Linked DNA regions of Homo sapiens: region 1 is linked to region 2. Evidence: chromatin loops called from intact Hi-C (ENCODE). Cell type or tissue: heart left ventricle. All regions are shown on one strand.

Region 1 (8,000 bases), 160 kb after region 2:
ATACAGTTACTGCTAACCATGCACTGCACTGGAAGGTAATGTCAAAATAAAATTTAAAATCTGTTTGCATCCTCCTTCTGAGTACACGCATTCTTTCCATATTCATAAATTCAGCATCACCATCAATACTTAACATTCCCGGCACAGACACCACTTGCAAATTTCCCCATGCAGCCCCTCCAGGGCCCACTTCAGACTCATTTGAATTGGAATGAGTATTTCCAGGTGCTGTCACTAATGCCAAGACTTCAAGGATTTCCCATACCAGAGAATCTCTGTTTCCTAGATTATAGCACATATTCCACAGGAATCAAGTTTTCGTTGTTGATGTTTGTGTTTTACCAGAGCAGCAGCTATGTCCAAACTGGTCACGAACCTCCAGCCTTACCTCCTGCATCTGGCATGTGGCCAGGCAGCCGCTGTGTCTCACTCTTAACCCTCCAGATCCTAAATCTGGCCCCTCAGGTCCCAAATTTAGTGTAAAGCCCTGCTCGGCATGAAAAGAATTGGAACAACTCATTCACAACCTGGATCATTTTTCAGTCTTCCGAAGGAAGAGACAATTTTAGCAGATCTCAAATAAAAGAATAAATGTATTGGGCTCAATTCCCAGTAACTACACTGATCAATACATCAAATGAAAATCATTTCTTGTGTGAAAAAAGAAAAACAGCACATCTTATGTAATGTGATGATTTTATAAATAATTATGTTGGCATCAAAATCTGTAAGGCACTGATCCCCACTTTATAAAGGATGGGGTTAGGCAGACACAAGCCCCCGATGTTACTATAAACTAAAGCCAGTGTGTCAGACCTAAAACCCACTGAAAATTGATCCTGGCCCAAGCATGTGTATGCTGCAGAGGCCAGGGTGCCACACAGCAGCAGGGATCAATGCTCCATTGTGAATCGGGCTTAGCAGACTCCACAGGCTGCTGTGTGTTCCACAGCATGATCCCTGAAAGGATAAAAATCACTAATTCTGAACCAGGAGAGCAGGAGGTTTGCCCATTTTAAAGCCAAAGCTACCAACTGGCATTACAGAAAGGAAGTTGGAGGAACAGAAAGAATCAGCAGGCTTCAGACAAACAGATACTCCTGACAGCAAAGCAGAGAAGGAGAGAGAAATGGGAAGTCCATCACTCAGGATCTGCCCACCAGACTCTCCCCATGGAGCACATCTGGCCTCACATGGATCCTGCAGACCTCACCCCAGGTTAGGAAGAAGAGTCAAGGCCAAACAGGCAAAGCCCAGGTAGCTGTTAACAGGCAGGGGCCCTGCAAACGTTAGCTTAACATCCAAATCAAACATTTACCAGAAAGATTCAACACCAATCTCCCAAGACGGAGTTGCAAAGTAGTCTCACAGTTTTGCAATGAATCTCAACAAAACAAATTCTACAGTTAAAACTCCAATTACTTATTTACCATAAAGTTAACTGACAGCATGACCAAAGATTATTAAAATAATTCCAGGCCGGGCACGGTGGCTCACACCTGTAATCCCAGCACTTTGGGAGGCCAAGGCAGGCAGATCACGAGGCCAGGAGATCGAGACCATCCCAGCTAACATGGTGAAACCCCATCTCTACTAAAAATACAAAAAAATTAGCCAGGCGTGGTGGCGGGCACCTGTAGTCCCAGCTACTCAGGAGACTGAGGCAGGAGAATGGCGTGAACCCAGGAGGTGGAGCTTGTAGCGAGCCGAGATCACAACACTGCACTCCAGCCTGGGCGAGAGAGTGAGACTCCGCCTCAAATAATAATAATAATAATAATAATAATAATAATAATAATTCCAAATACATCGTTCTTAGATATTTTCATAATAACTCATATTTTCTCTTAATATTTTTAGTGTCAAGTATTGAAATATATATATTATATATATTTAAATTCACTGAAGCATTGTCAAGCTTTTTTTAAATGCCAACACTTTTATTTTTAAGGTTCCACGTTCACAGTGCAAGGAGAAATGGGACTAACTAAACAATAGTCCTATTTAACATTTCTATAAAGCTCTATAGTAAATAATATGCTTTAAAAAAAAAAGCATTGCCACAGTCTTGAAAACATGGGAAGACCCCAAGCCTACAAAAAATAAAATATTAGCCAGGCAAGATGGCATGTGCCTATAGTTGCAGCAACTAGGGAGGCTGAGGTGGGAGGATCCCTTTAGCCCAGGAGTTCAAAGTTACAGTGAGCTATGAAGACACCACTGCACTCCAGCATGGGCTACAGAGCAAGACCCTGTCTCAAAAAAAAAAAAAAAAATTGCCACAATCAAACTTCCCAGATAACCCAAATATCTAATGTTAAATTCAACTGAATCCAACCAAACCCAAAGCTTCTCACTGGTCTTCTTTTAATTTGTGCCTCCCTATTAATTCCTCCTTCACAGTCCTTTTACTGTGCTAGATGGAGTCAAGTTCATAGAAGTGGATAACTTGCCCAAGATCTTACCACCAACTTAGTGGTAGAAACAACTACACCAAGGTCCCCACCCAGCTCTGACTTGAGGTCACCTCCTGCAGTCCTGACCACTTTAAAGAGCACAGACTTTGAAGGAGACGGCCAATTCATTGCTGATTCTGTCACCGACTTGCTAAGCAGACCGTAGCAAGTTACTTAAGTGCTCCAGGTTTAAGTCCCCTCATCAGTAAAATGCAAATAATGGTGGCACCTTTCTCCCAGGCCAGTGTAAGCATTTGTGTGTGACAGTGCCTAGCATGCCTAGGGGCTCAAGGAACTATATACTGTTTCTGTAGTTATTATTATTCTCTCTCCCCTAAATATGAAAAATTCCTAGCACTAACCAGATTACCAAATTAAATGGCACAAGATTAATTTATGAAATGGGTACAATGCAACTGATGTATGAGAATGTAGATTACTGTTACCCGGGTGTAGCAGGTTGAATAATGAACACCCCAAGTCATCAAGTCTTAACTCCTGAAACTTGTAAAATGCTACCTTACTTGATAAAGCGGTCTTTTAAAATATGATCAATGATCCTACAATGTGGAGATAATCCTGGATTATTCAGGTAGACCCCAAATCCAATGACAAAGATCCTTAAAAGAGACACACAGAAGAGAATAAACCCAGAGGAGAAGGTGATGTGAAGACGGAGGCAGAGATTGGAGTGATGCAGCTATGAGCCAAGGCTCGCAACAGCCACCAGGAGCCAGGAGAGAGGCCCGGAACGGGGTGTCTCCAGAGCCTTAGGAAGGAGCGTAGCTGCTCACACCTTGACTCCAGACCTGGCCTCCAGAACTGTGAGAGAAGAAATTTCTGTGGTTGTAAGCTGGCAAGTTTGTGGTCATTTGTTACAGCAGCCCCAGGAAACTAATGCACCGGGGGAGAGTAGTGACTCATACAGCAAGAAATAAAAGGGGGCAGAGAAATATCCAGAGCTAGGACTGTCCTTCCTGCAGATATGCCAGTGGGGAGGAAAGCCTAACTGAAACTCAGACTTAAGATCCACGAAACTGTTCAGAAACCGCGGGCTAGAAAAACGGTAATTTGGATACAACAGCCAGTTTTCTGTCTCCTAAAAGGTGGACATTTGTTCCCCTGTAGGGTGGAGCAATCCTTCTGTCCTAGGAAAGCCACGCCACTGGGCCAGCCGCTTCTGCAGCCCCAATGCAGGATCTTGAACCAACAGAGGGGCTCCGGGGCTCGGTCACACAGGGGAGGTCAGCCTTTGGAGAATTGTTGTCTTCTCCAAGCATGAATTCAGGTTCTGTGTTTCTCAGGAGGTGAGCCTGTTCTCAGTCCAGCAGAGCTCCCTGCAGATGCAGGAGCAGTTTCCTCTGAAACCCTGACAGCACCTAGAGGCCCAGGTAGACACAAGTGCAGCAGAGGGGAACTGAGGGGCGCAGCGTCTTCCTCTAGGCACCTCTTGGGCCACAGCCTGGTGTGCATCAAGCAAGCTTACCGGTGCAGGCAGCAAGAGCACACAATGGCACAGCCAGCACCAGCAGGTTACTCCCTCCTGCAGCTAGTGAGGAAGCAGGGGAAGGGCAGGGCCTGGAGTGGAGAGACTGCTGAATGAGCAAGGGAACCAAGTCCTTCAGGGAGGGGAGCGGGTAGAGACAACGCACAAGGTGGTGATCACAAGGACATGGACTTTTGAGTTACTGAAGTCAACAGAATGTATTTGATAGCCACAGACTGATGAGGTCTGGTGACACTGAAGTCAGGAAATGCATTTGCAAGTAAAGTCAGTGCAATTCAGTCAACACTTGTGGGTTGGTGTGGGGAGCAAGTGGTGTGTTATGTGCTGGATTTGAAAGGGGAGACAAGATTGCTGCCTCCAGATTTCTGGCTGCGCAGAGCTCTGTAGGATGATCATGAAAAAGCCGATGTTAGAAATCACAATGATGGCAATGGCTGGCCTTCGAGGCATGCTAACTACTTGACAGTCACTGTTCTCAGCCCCGGATGTTTATTACCTCATTTGGTCCTCGCAACAGACTGTGAGGTAGTCACTATTCTCCCCGCTCTACACATGAGGCATCTCAGGCTCAGAAAGATAAAATAACTTACCCTTCAGCAAACAGCTAGACCAGGAGGAGCTAGGTTTCAAATCCAGATTGGTGGGCCCCAGAGTCCTGCTCCTAACCTCTGCAGTAAGTGTGAAAAGAAAGCAGGGTCAAGCATTATGAGAACAGCTAAGAGAGCAACTGACTTTACACCAAAGCAGGGTGCATTACAGGAGAAGGGTGCAATGGCAGTGACATGCAGATAGACGGTAAAAGGCATGTAGAAGATCCCAGGAGCAAGGTGGATGGATCCCACCCAGCACCTAAGCAAAAGAACTAGGGTGAAAGGTGAAGGTCAAGTGTGCTTCAAGAGTAGCAAATGCACAGTGCACAGTCCCCAGCTCGGGAGGGTGCCACAAGAAGGGAGGCCAAGAACAGCTCTCATCACAAACAGGCCTTTGCTTTCCCTCAAGAGGGCTTTCTATCACATGGGTGGCTTTTTTAAATGGCAGATTCTCCTGGGCCCTGTGTTAGCCTCTGGAATGAAAAATGTAGCAGGGTGCTACATTTGAATAAGCACCCCCAGATGATCCTGTGAACCCCAGGTTGCAGAAACTCTGCTGTGGCAACTGGGAGCATGCACAGACTTAAGCCACAGAAAGAAATGATGAGAGCTGTTGGGAGCTCTCACTGAAAGCAAGGAACTGAGTCAGGGGTTATAGCAAGGGACCCAGCAAAAGCTGGGATAGTGGAATTTCCATATAGTACTTTTAGTAAACTTACACTTGTAGAGACAAATTAAAGAATTATTTGAGACTATTTAGACCTGCATGAACTCTCATAGTGTAATCTGCATGCTAACTTTAGCGGTTCAGCTATGAATTACAAATTCAACCTGTCCAGGGGTAGTGAGCCATTTTTTATTTTAAGCTTGAAAATTGCCCCGTAGTAATTTTGAAATATTTTAACTCTATCTCAGAACATACATAAAACACAATGAGTTCACCTTATTTTCTAATAAAGACTTCAAAGTTCCTTTTCTTTTTTTTAACAATAACACTTACAAAACCTCAGTAGTGACTGAAGAATTACTTCTTCTCAACAACAGCTGAGTTAAATTCCTCTAATCTGGTTGAGGCCAAGAAATTCTAAACACTTGATTAAACTACTCATGCCACAGAAGGCCACAGTGTGTTTGGGAATGACGAAAATTAGAATGAACGAAAATATCTTTATTTAGTCTAAAATGTGATAATAATGCTTTAAGATTTGCTCAGCTCTTTAAGCATCCTTGCAAGAAATAGAGTTTATATCCTTTAGGAATGAGACTTTACTATTAAGTAACTGGGTATGAATCACCTTAAATTGGCTACCGCGCCAAGGGACACACAGTTGCTTGTTTATTCTGTTGCCTTAAAAAAAAAAAAAAAAAAGGAATTCAGAACTAAATTCTCAGGCCAAACAGCCAGTCAACAAAAAACAAACACTAAGATAACAGCAATGTTTAGCAGAAAAAAAAATCTAACATGAGGCAAAAGTTGAATAAGCAAAAAACATGTCTTCCAAGAAAGTGCTGACATCAACAATACTATTAATACAGCAAAGCTGAACTATGGTTAGAAACCCTGTTATAAAAGGATACCCAGACTTGCACTATTTTAAAAATAATGTTACTTGGTTCTAGAAATTTCTGAGTACCTAATTTCTGTCCCTGCATCCCAAAGAACTGAGCATAGAACTAAGCCTGCAGTAGATGATCAATAAACACACGTAGACGTGCTCAGTAGAGTTTAATGAATACCAAACATGTTTGTCTTAACCTCAGAATTATGCTTTGCTTTCATTCCTATGAAAGTTTGTATAACTAGAAACACAATCACAAGCACTTAAGTCAGATTTCAGTTTCATAAACATAGGATCATAATTTTGAGCCACACTGTTTACGAGAAGATATTACTTAGCTATTGGCAATAAACATTTTGAGTTTTAGGAAACCAAAGATTTCCTGGGTAATTCTGAGCTCTGGAATAAGAAATACTGACCAATATATATTTGGATTAAGATAAAAAGAATTTTACTTTGTTGTAGTTTTAAATACATAGCTTTTTAAATTGGCCTTGGTTTCATTCACAAATATGATCTAAATTTATACCTAAACCCCACTAATTTCAAGAGGACTGTCTATATTAACAATTTTTTTTAAAGGCAAAATATCCCATTTTTTAAATGCATTGTTTCAGGCCTGGAACGCTGCACTATTGATTAATGCTAATATGAGTTATTTATAAATGGCCTGACAGATGACCCTGAATTGTCCATATCTGGATAGTTTTAGGGAGTAAGCTTTTCACCTATCCACTACATGTGTATTCTCTTTGCAAATTTGTACTCTCTTTCAAATAGTGTGGTTTCTGAAATCTTTACAGGAAATCTAATGCTTACGTAATTAAAACTAACACTTTACATAAAATCTGTAATGCAGGCTATTAATGGATATGCGAGCTATGTATCCAGACCCACTGGACATTCCATAATCCACTTCATGATTCCTGCCTACCCAGCTTAGTGTAGATGAGTGCAATACATGAATGGAGAAGCAGGGACGGAAACTTTATTAGCAAAAAGTGACTTTTTAAGAAAACTGCAGCTGACCTCAGGTTGTGGCAGTGACTACCTATCTGTGTCTAATTTCATCCTGCTCACACCTTCCCACTAAAATACATAATTAAATTCCCATGCCAAAGAGAGTAACAAAACTGACTCTAGTAAGTCAAGAATCTGTCCACTTGGGGGAAAATTACCTCCCATGACAATATTGATCCGAAAGGTAAAGAAACGATTAGCATCCAAGTCTGAGACCCAGCAAAGGGACCAGAAGAGAACACAGAGAGAACAGCATTCTCTCACCAGCCCCACTTCACACCTCAAGGCCTCTGGAGGTCTTCCATGAACCAAGGCTTCTACTGCTGCTCATAAAAGTAGTCAATCATTCCCCCTTTACCACACATGTGCACACAGTTAAGTTTCTCTATGGTACAAAAACGCTATGAATTAAAAGATAAACGAAGGCTGGCACAGTGGCTCAACAATCCCAGCACTTTAGAAGGACAAGGAGGGTGGATCACTTGAGGTCAGGAGTTCAATTCCAGCCTAGCCAACGTGGCAAAACCTAGTCTCTACTAAAAAATACAAACATTTTCCGGGTATGGTAGCATGTGCCTGTAATTCTAGCTACCGGGGAGGCTGAAGCACGAGAATCGCTTGAGCCTGGGAGGCGGAGGTTGCAGTGAGCCGAAATTGTGCCAATGCACTCCAGCCTGGGTGACAGAGAAACTGTCTGAAAAAAAAGAAAATAAAGGAAAAAAAAAAGATAAATGAAGAAAGTAAGGGAAAATACTTTGAAGAGAAGGAAAGGAGTGAGTGGCATTTCTACAAAGAGTTTTAACAAACAAATCAGATAATGACTCCAGTAGGAAAAAAGCAAAGGAAAAGGCAATAAACATACAGCAGT
Region 2 (8,000 bases):
GACATCATATTTGCTGAAAAGATCACTGAAGAACACCTAATATTATAGTTTCCGTACAACTCTCCTTAACCCAAACCTCTTCTCAGCCTCTGCTTACTAACGTCTACAATTATTTGAGTAAGTCTACATTTTTCCATCTGTAACAAAGAGGCTTGAAATTTAAAACTCAAAAGAACATAATATGAAAATGGCTTCACATAGCCAGTCCTCTAACCACAGCTACTCCAAAAAAATATTTATTTAGACCTATTGTGCACAGGGCCACATAAACAATCCACAAGTAAGGATAACTAGATATTAGATATTTCTTATTTTGATGCAGATTACATAAGAATATTAGACATATGAAAAGTGGGTGGAAAATAAGTTTAAAAAAAGAAGACAGTATCAAATTCAATGACTTCATAATATGCCTGGGATGAGCCTTATCTGCGTCCAGAAACTATTCATTGGGATATGTTTAATATACCAAGAGAGTAGGGAGTTCTGTTTCTCAGGAAGCTTTTTTATTTTTCATATGGCTGACTTGTAAGAACTTGTGGTTGCTGGGATAAGTTAAACAAAGTGTCACCATATATTTGGTTTTAATAGTCTGAGTGGGTAATTTTATATTTGATTATCTGTGGCTTGGATCTCTCTTTGAGATATTCTTTAAATACCCTTATTGTTGGCCCTTGGCCATATTGGACACTTACCTTTAACAATACCTAGTACTGTGTGTGTTGTGAATAGAGAATAAACACTTGTGCATCGATGGAATATTGACTGGACTTAAGAAATAGTAACCCTTCATGGAGCTAGAAATTTGCCTAGAGGAGGCTTCACAGACCAGCTCAATTTCTGTAAGGTTTAAACCAATGATCAAATGTGTGCTTAGTAGCTGCAACCCCTTGCTGAAGGACAAGCTACAGTTACCAGCTGATAGCTCTGTCTCAGCCATCACCAGGAAACACATCCCTGATCACAGACTCCCTCCGACAGTTACTTCATCCCATTTGCTGTACTGAATTTGCCAGTATAAACAGTATGTTCATTTTACCCTGGGTTCAGGGGAGAAATGAGGGCGTGTACATCACTTTTCAGCAGTACACTTCACTGATTCAAAAATTCTGGGGTTGGGAGTGAGTAAAAACCAAGTTGTATCAATCTCATTTTTCTCCATATGCTCTATAAACTTCAGAGAGATGTTTATCACAGAAATACAGATAAGACCTTAACCACAGGAGAGCAAAATGTGATATCTTTACTGATAATTAGTAATAAAGACCTTCATTCTACTGAACTTTAATATATTTCTAACTTCAGAATTAAAAAGTAAAACCCAGGGGAAACCAGAAGGTTTAATTAGGTCAGAGAAAGATGTGGACTTGAAGTGTTTCCAAAAAAATCCTATTACAGACAAATTGTTAATTGCTAGAGCCACTAAACACTGTATGTCCTTTAAACACTGAGATATTAACACAAACCTAAATCCTGATTTACAAATTGGGTGGTAAGCCTTCACTTCCCTAATGTGTTTCCAGTAGGGCTCCTGAAAACACCAACAATTTCTATCACACAAAATGTTTCTTTAAAGGTTACTGATCTCCAATATTCCTGCAATGGTGCTGCTATTCTCATTCTGGATTACAAGCTTTTGTCTTAGCTCAGTGGTTCTGAAACTTTGAAGAGCTTATGGATCCCTTTGAGTATCTGAACAGAGCTACCCAGGATCCTCCTCCCTAGGACAAATGCGTATCTGTGCAAATTTTATAATTCCTTTCTTAGAGGTAATTCAACACTTACTCAAAGTGTGCTTCACTGGCCACCTGCATCAGAATCACTGGGATAAATTACTAACACATGAATATTGAGTCCCGTTCTAGATTTACGGAATCAGAATTGTTGGGAGTGAGGTTGGGGCTCTGAATTTTAGGATGTGTCCCCCGTGATTATGCCACTGGTTGATGGGCAGGTAAGCACCTCTGTTATGGCCATTTTGCTATGGCATGCACTTAATTTTCCCTGAGAAGCCCAAGCTCTTTTATCTCCCCATGACTAAAGGGCATCACCACCAGCATCCCCTGCATCCCCACCCACTCTTCACCCTGGGCTTGGGATACCCCATACCCACTCGCCTGCAACCATGCACATTAAGCTCAGACCCCCTTCTGGACATTACCTGGAGACACTTCTCACCTACCATCCCAATAAGCTCCTGCTCACTCATCCATTAAGACCCACTGCCACAGAATGTACTAGCACCCTTCTCTATTCCTGGGTTATTCATTTTTCACTTCATCCCAATTCTCCTACGTACGAGATTGTGCCCCTTATCACCCCACATGGTGTGTGTGTTTTTACTTGGCTTCCCAAGAACAGATGAGCCCCAGAGGCTTACTGCAGAAACGCCCACCTGCTGCTGGCTGCCCAGGGGTCACTCCTTGACTATGGTAGCAAGACTGAAGGATACCCAACTTACATTTCTACAGTGGAACACAGAATTATGTCATTCTCCATAGGTGAAGCTGACCTTAGAGAACACTCAAAAGTATTGTGCAAATATGAAAAACTAAGGCTGATTCATCAAAAGCAATCCAGTCAACATCCAAAAACTCCTGATTCATCCGAGGGCACTCTTAGCACAGTAAGAGATGCCCAACACAGAATCCTGACCCTTGAGTTTAATTTAGTCAGGAATACAGAACACATGTGTGACCTACTATAATTCAACATTGTGACCAGAAGATGACATGGTATCAGAGATTACTAAAAGGCCTACTTCAGATTAGGAAGAACAAGGAAGAATTCACAGGGGAGAAGGCATTTAAGGTGTAGCTGGGAAGCTGGGAGAAGTTCTGAGAGGCACATACAGAGCATTCCAAAAGAGCCTTAACAGAGGACAGGTGGCCCGTTATGAGAAGGCCATGGTGTGTGTGTGGAATAAAAGTTTGCTGCAGCGCAAAGAATATTTAAAACATGGCTGAAGATCAGGCTACAAAGGTGGATGGGAGCAGCACAGGCCAAGCTGGGGTCCACACTGGGCAGGAAGGAGACTATTACACTGCCACATTGATGATTCCACAGGGCCATGCACAGCAGCCTGGCAAAAAAGGAGGGCAAAAACGTTGTCCCCCCTTTACAACACAAGGGAAGCCATCCGAATGATGTGGCTTGCCTGCAGTCCCAGAGCAGATGATGCCAGAGGTGGAATTTGACCACTGGTTTCCCAACCCCTAAGAGGCACATTTTCCTTATTGTATATATATATTGTATATTGTACATACAATTGTTATATACAATCATAGTGGGATGACTATTCCATGGATGCTCCTCACAAATCTACTACATAAGTAAATTGCATCTCTACTAAAAGGCACACATTAGATGTCATCCTTGAATTTTATAGCCAAACAGCACTGACATCTCAACACCACTGGAGATCCTTTACAGACTTATTAAGTAAAGATTTGATGGTAACAGAAACAAATTAATTAACAAAAGGCATGGAGAAGTGAGATTTATTTCCTCAAATTGATATCCGAGAAAATTTGCTCCCAGAATCAACTATGGATAATTCTGCCAAACAAATCAATCCTTTACAAACTAAAGCATGTTAATTAAGCAAGAGCACTTGGAGAGGCAATACACTGCACTAGGCATGTTTACAGAAGAATGAGGGATGCACAGAATTAACTGCTTGTTTGCTTTTCAATCTGCATCAGAAACCTAACTGGAGAAACCTAACCTAACACTGAAAGCAACCACAAGGAACCATCAAGAAAACAGACACAAGGCAAGGGTGCTCAGAGATCAAAATCTCTCTTCAAAATTGAAATGCTAATGTACTCCAGACTCGGAATTGCTGTACTAGAGAGGAAATTAATATCAAAGCTGGAACAGTATCTACTGTTCCACTCAGTAAGATGAAAACAATGGAGTTTGGCCAAACAGTACAAGGAAATATAGGAATCTGATACAACAGAGGAAATGAAGACAAATCTTGCAAAGAATTCAAAATGGAACAAAGTTGTGCAACTTACCCCTGTGCAAGTGGAACACTAGAGGGAGAACAAGTTTTGTGTTGAAAACTGTATGACCACAGCAGCCTCTCAGCTTAAAAGTCCATAGTCTTCAAACTCTCACCTTAGCTGCCCGCACAGCGAGCAGCAGGTAAAGGACCAGTGCAAAATAGAAAATCTGTAGAACAGCACAAATATAATTAGTGTAACCTATCACTTTTTGAAGGTAGGATTTTCTAAATAAAAGGCTTGGCTATGCTTTGGGCCAATGATATTTAAGAAAAGCAACCAAGAAATGAGGGCAGATTGTTTTCATCTCATTTTATTTCTAGACAGTTTAAAAGCCAAATGACACACATAGCACAAAATAAAATTCTTATACCTATCCTCATATCCTATTTTTGCTTCGGACCCAAATTCAGTCAGCCACCAACTCAGTTGCTCTTCCACATGGGCCACACATGCCCCTCTCCTCTGCTGTAGCAGGAAGACCACCCTTATCCATACCCCAAAAGGCTGTGCTGCCATTTTCTTATTCCTCTTCTCATTTCTGGTCTTCCTCCTCACTATATAAACATGCTGATTGAAGAGATCACAGTATCCAACTCCTGGAAGGAAACTTCAAAATAAAAAGCTAAGCTTGTTTTCCATACTCACCTCCAATAGAGCCTACTTTGAATCTTTCCAGTTCATCTTTTTTTTTTTTTCAGGCAGTCTCTGGTTTGTCTGTGTTTTTAATGATAATTCTACCCCTTCCTGTAGGGCTACGTGTCTCTCCACTACTACTAGTTGTTTGATTTGTCTGATTACTATCTTCAAATTCTTGGTCCCAAGTATTACAAAGTGTACCCTGGTAAATTTAAACAGAAGAGAGTTTCACCGAAGGGTCAGTGATAAATGGTAAGATTAGAGAAGCATGCTCCGGCAGGAGCCTGAAGAGGAGACACGCACAGGATTGGGCCACAGCACAGTCTGCTCAGGAACACGGACGCTCACGGCCACTCATCCAGCCTGTGCCCTTTGCAAAAGCCTCACAGTGAATAATCTCTAACTAGTTCAAAGTTCACATTCCCTGCATTAAGCTTCCAGTTGGCTGCATGGAGTCACAGATCCACATTCCAGCTACCAGGGAGCAGACAGAGGGACTATCCAGCTCTCTGTGGCCTCCTCAGAAAGAGGTAAGATCTGCCTCCCATGTGCCTTGGGATCCCCCCAAACATCACTGTCCACTCCTGATGCTTATTTCTTGAGAGAACAGACCATGAAATGAATAAACAACACTGATACAAGGATGCTATGACAGGGAGTGGGACTGCCAGTTCAATCAAAGGACTTGTTACCTCATTTTCAAGTGGCATGACTGCTTGGCAATTATTCCAGGTAATATGGAAAGGAGGCTGACATCTCAATACTGAGAGACAATGAAGACTGGCAGGGAGGGAACATCTTGGGAGCTAGAAGGCTGGCCTATGGTGAATAATCCTGGTGTCTGTTGGTTTACTCTTCACATACTCACTGTTCAGCTATTTTCTTGCTCTGTGTGTCCATATTTGTTTTAGATTCAAGTACCTAGAAGAGGATAATTTGTATTCTATGAAATTCTGCCTATAAGAAGCACACAGGAAATGTCGGGTAATTGCACAGGGTCTCTTTAAACTGCTTAGTACAAGATCCAGCAGAATGCTGTGCACATTAGGATTCTCAAAAATCATTCACTGATGACAAAAACTACAAGGTATATGATGAAAAGAGTAAAGAAGAAATAGAAAACCAAAACACAACCATACAACATGGGCTAAGACTTAAAATGTCAACTAATCTATATTCAACAAGAAGTTCTAAAGCATTTTCACATACTGGAAATATAAGCTTGTCATTTTGAAAAATAAAACACAATAAAAAGGAATACTGCACCCATAGAGATGTATGGGGTAGGCTTCCAGCATACACATGAACCATTACTTTACTGGTGCCAAAATGAAATAGGAGGAGATGGGTCAAAAGTGGAGAAGGGGGGAAAAGGTGAGTAAAGCCAAAAATCCAACAGTGTAGCAGGTCCCAAAATGAAATAATGTGTAGACAGCCAAAAAAAAAATAGAATTATAAATGAAGCCAACAGAAAATGGTATGACTCCACCAATAACATTAGCAAATACGGCCAAAACAAAATGATATGAACTAACACTAAACTGGCAGTTGAAAGAACAGTAAATTTAAGCATTTAAAACTTTTTAAAGGTGTTATGGCAAAGAAAGTCTGCAGTTACAGATAAACTCACTCTGTTGATTTAAACCTATTTATATTACATATAGTGAGTGAGAATGGAATTTGATACTTACTGATCTCTTACTACGTTGTGTTGACTTAACTTACCTCACTTAACACTCATACTCAACAACCCTACCATATAGGATGTACTGTGCTCATTTAGCTGATGGGCAAACTAAGGCTTCGAGAAAGAAAAGATTTCTCAAGATTATATAAGCAAGCTAATGATAGTAACTAGCACTCAAATCAAGATGTGTCTGCTTTCAAAGCTTATTTTCTTTCACTCTTAAAACACGCTGCTTCCTCTTAAAATGTAGAAAATAAATATATCTATACATATATATGTATAGATATACATATAATTCTGACTTTACTTTCAGTCAAAATGAAGAAAAATATCTACCTCTATACAATCAAAACAATACGGACACACATAGAAAAAGGAAACCCATATCCACCTCAATTTTTTTCTTTCACAAATGTAGAGATAACTTGCTGGCTCTCAATGGATGATTTACAAAACTACTAGTTTTTCCAAACAAACATGTTCAGTCAAATACATATGGCTAGAAAGAGACCTGTATCCCCTTCCAAACTGGTTTTGGTTCTCTACTAAACCAAAGGTTTGCAAGACTGCTCCTCCCCATCTCGTTCATCACATTACCAGAATCTGCCCCTCCCCCCAAATCATTAAACTCCTAAATAACTTTTTATTTTAAAGAGGGGTTAGACAGAAAGAATACTTACAAAAAATAAAAAGAAATAGATTTTAGACCAGGAATATCTATCAAAGTAACTAATAAACTTAGAAAACACATTCATTGCCAAGTGCCTAACTAAAAGGCCAAAAAACATCTAGGTACGTAGTTTTCTCTGAGTATTGTTTTCTATGACACACGAGTCTATGTCTAACATTAATAAAATCTAAAATTGGCCAGGCACGGTGACTCATGCCTGTAATCCCAGCACTTAGGAGGCCGAGGTAGGCGGATCACCTGAGGTCAGGAGTTCAAGACCAGCCTGGACAACATGGTGAAACCCCATCTCTAACAAAAAATACAAAAAATAAAAAAATTAAAAAAATTAGCCAGGCATGGTGGCATGCACCTGTAATCCCAGCTACTCGGGAGGCTGAGGAAGGAGAATCACTTGAACCCGGAAAGCAGAGGTTGCAGTGAGCCGAGATCACGCCATCGCACTCCAGCCTGGGCGACAAGAGCAAGAGACTCCGTCTTAAAAAATAAAAATAAATAAAATCTAAAACTAACCATTACTGTCATGTTTCCTACCTTTTGAAATTATAGAAATTTTTTTAAAAAAAGAATATATTCGAGGCCTAGCATACATACTTTTCTAGAATGTCATAAAGAATAAGCTCAAATGACATTCAGAATCATACCTCAAAGATGATCAGATCCCGAAGACACAAACACACATATAGCAGAATTCAACTTGGTTTAATAACTTAGGCAGGAAATTTGGCTAATCCATACAAGATGAGATAAAGAGTTGAAACCAAAAAACATTTAATTAATTCTGTATGTGTGAGTTGGAGGGGAAACAGGAGGAAAAAGAAAAATCAAAAAGGTGTCATTACGCTTGGTAAATGCCAGACAGCAGAAAAGTCATTCAGCCAACAACTCTGCATGGGCAACCTAATTTGGTTGGGGTGGCAGCCCAGCCCACCCTAACCAAATAAGGTCTCCCTATGTCCCGTCAAACTTGCACTTC

Evidence for each region. Hi-C counts contacts between places; a loop is a spot of excess contacts. Peaks named below come from ENCODE experiments on the same cell type or tissue, not always from the same donor. Only the 100,000 strongest peaks of a DNase experiment are listed, where the experiment ranks them.
Region 1: it touches region 2 in a loop (1.9-fold over the local background); 7 of 110 quality-filtered maps call a loop at or near these places.

The regions. Positions count from the first base shown.
Region 1 is chr18:7,596,705-7,604,704 of GRCh38, reverse strand. All of the region lies in intron 1 of PTPRM (protein tyrosine phosphatase receptor type M), which reads right to left. Among named protein-coding and RNA genes, the nearest start is that of PTPRM, 33 kb to the right of the region's middle. In heart left ventricle, a CTCF peak has its summit at 3,171; no DNase peak of the experiment used is centred here; H3K27ac peaks cover 2,535 bases.
Region 2 is chr18:7,751,943-7,759,942 of GRCh38, reverse strand. The region is part of intron 1 of PTPRM (protein tyrosine phosphatase receptor type M); the gene reads right to left. Among named protein-coding and RNA genes, the nearest start is that of PTPRM, 190 kb to the right of the region's middle. In heart left ventricle, a CTCF peak has its summit at 4,032; no DNase peak of the experiment used is centred here; H3K27ac peaks cover 1,299 bases.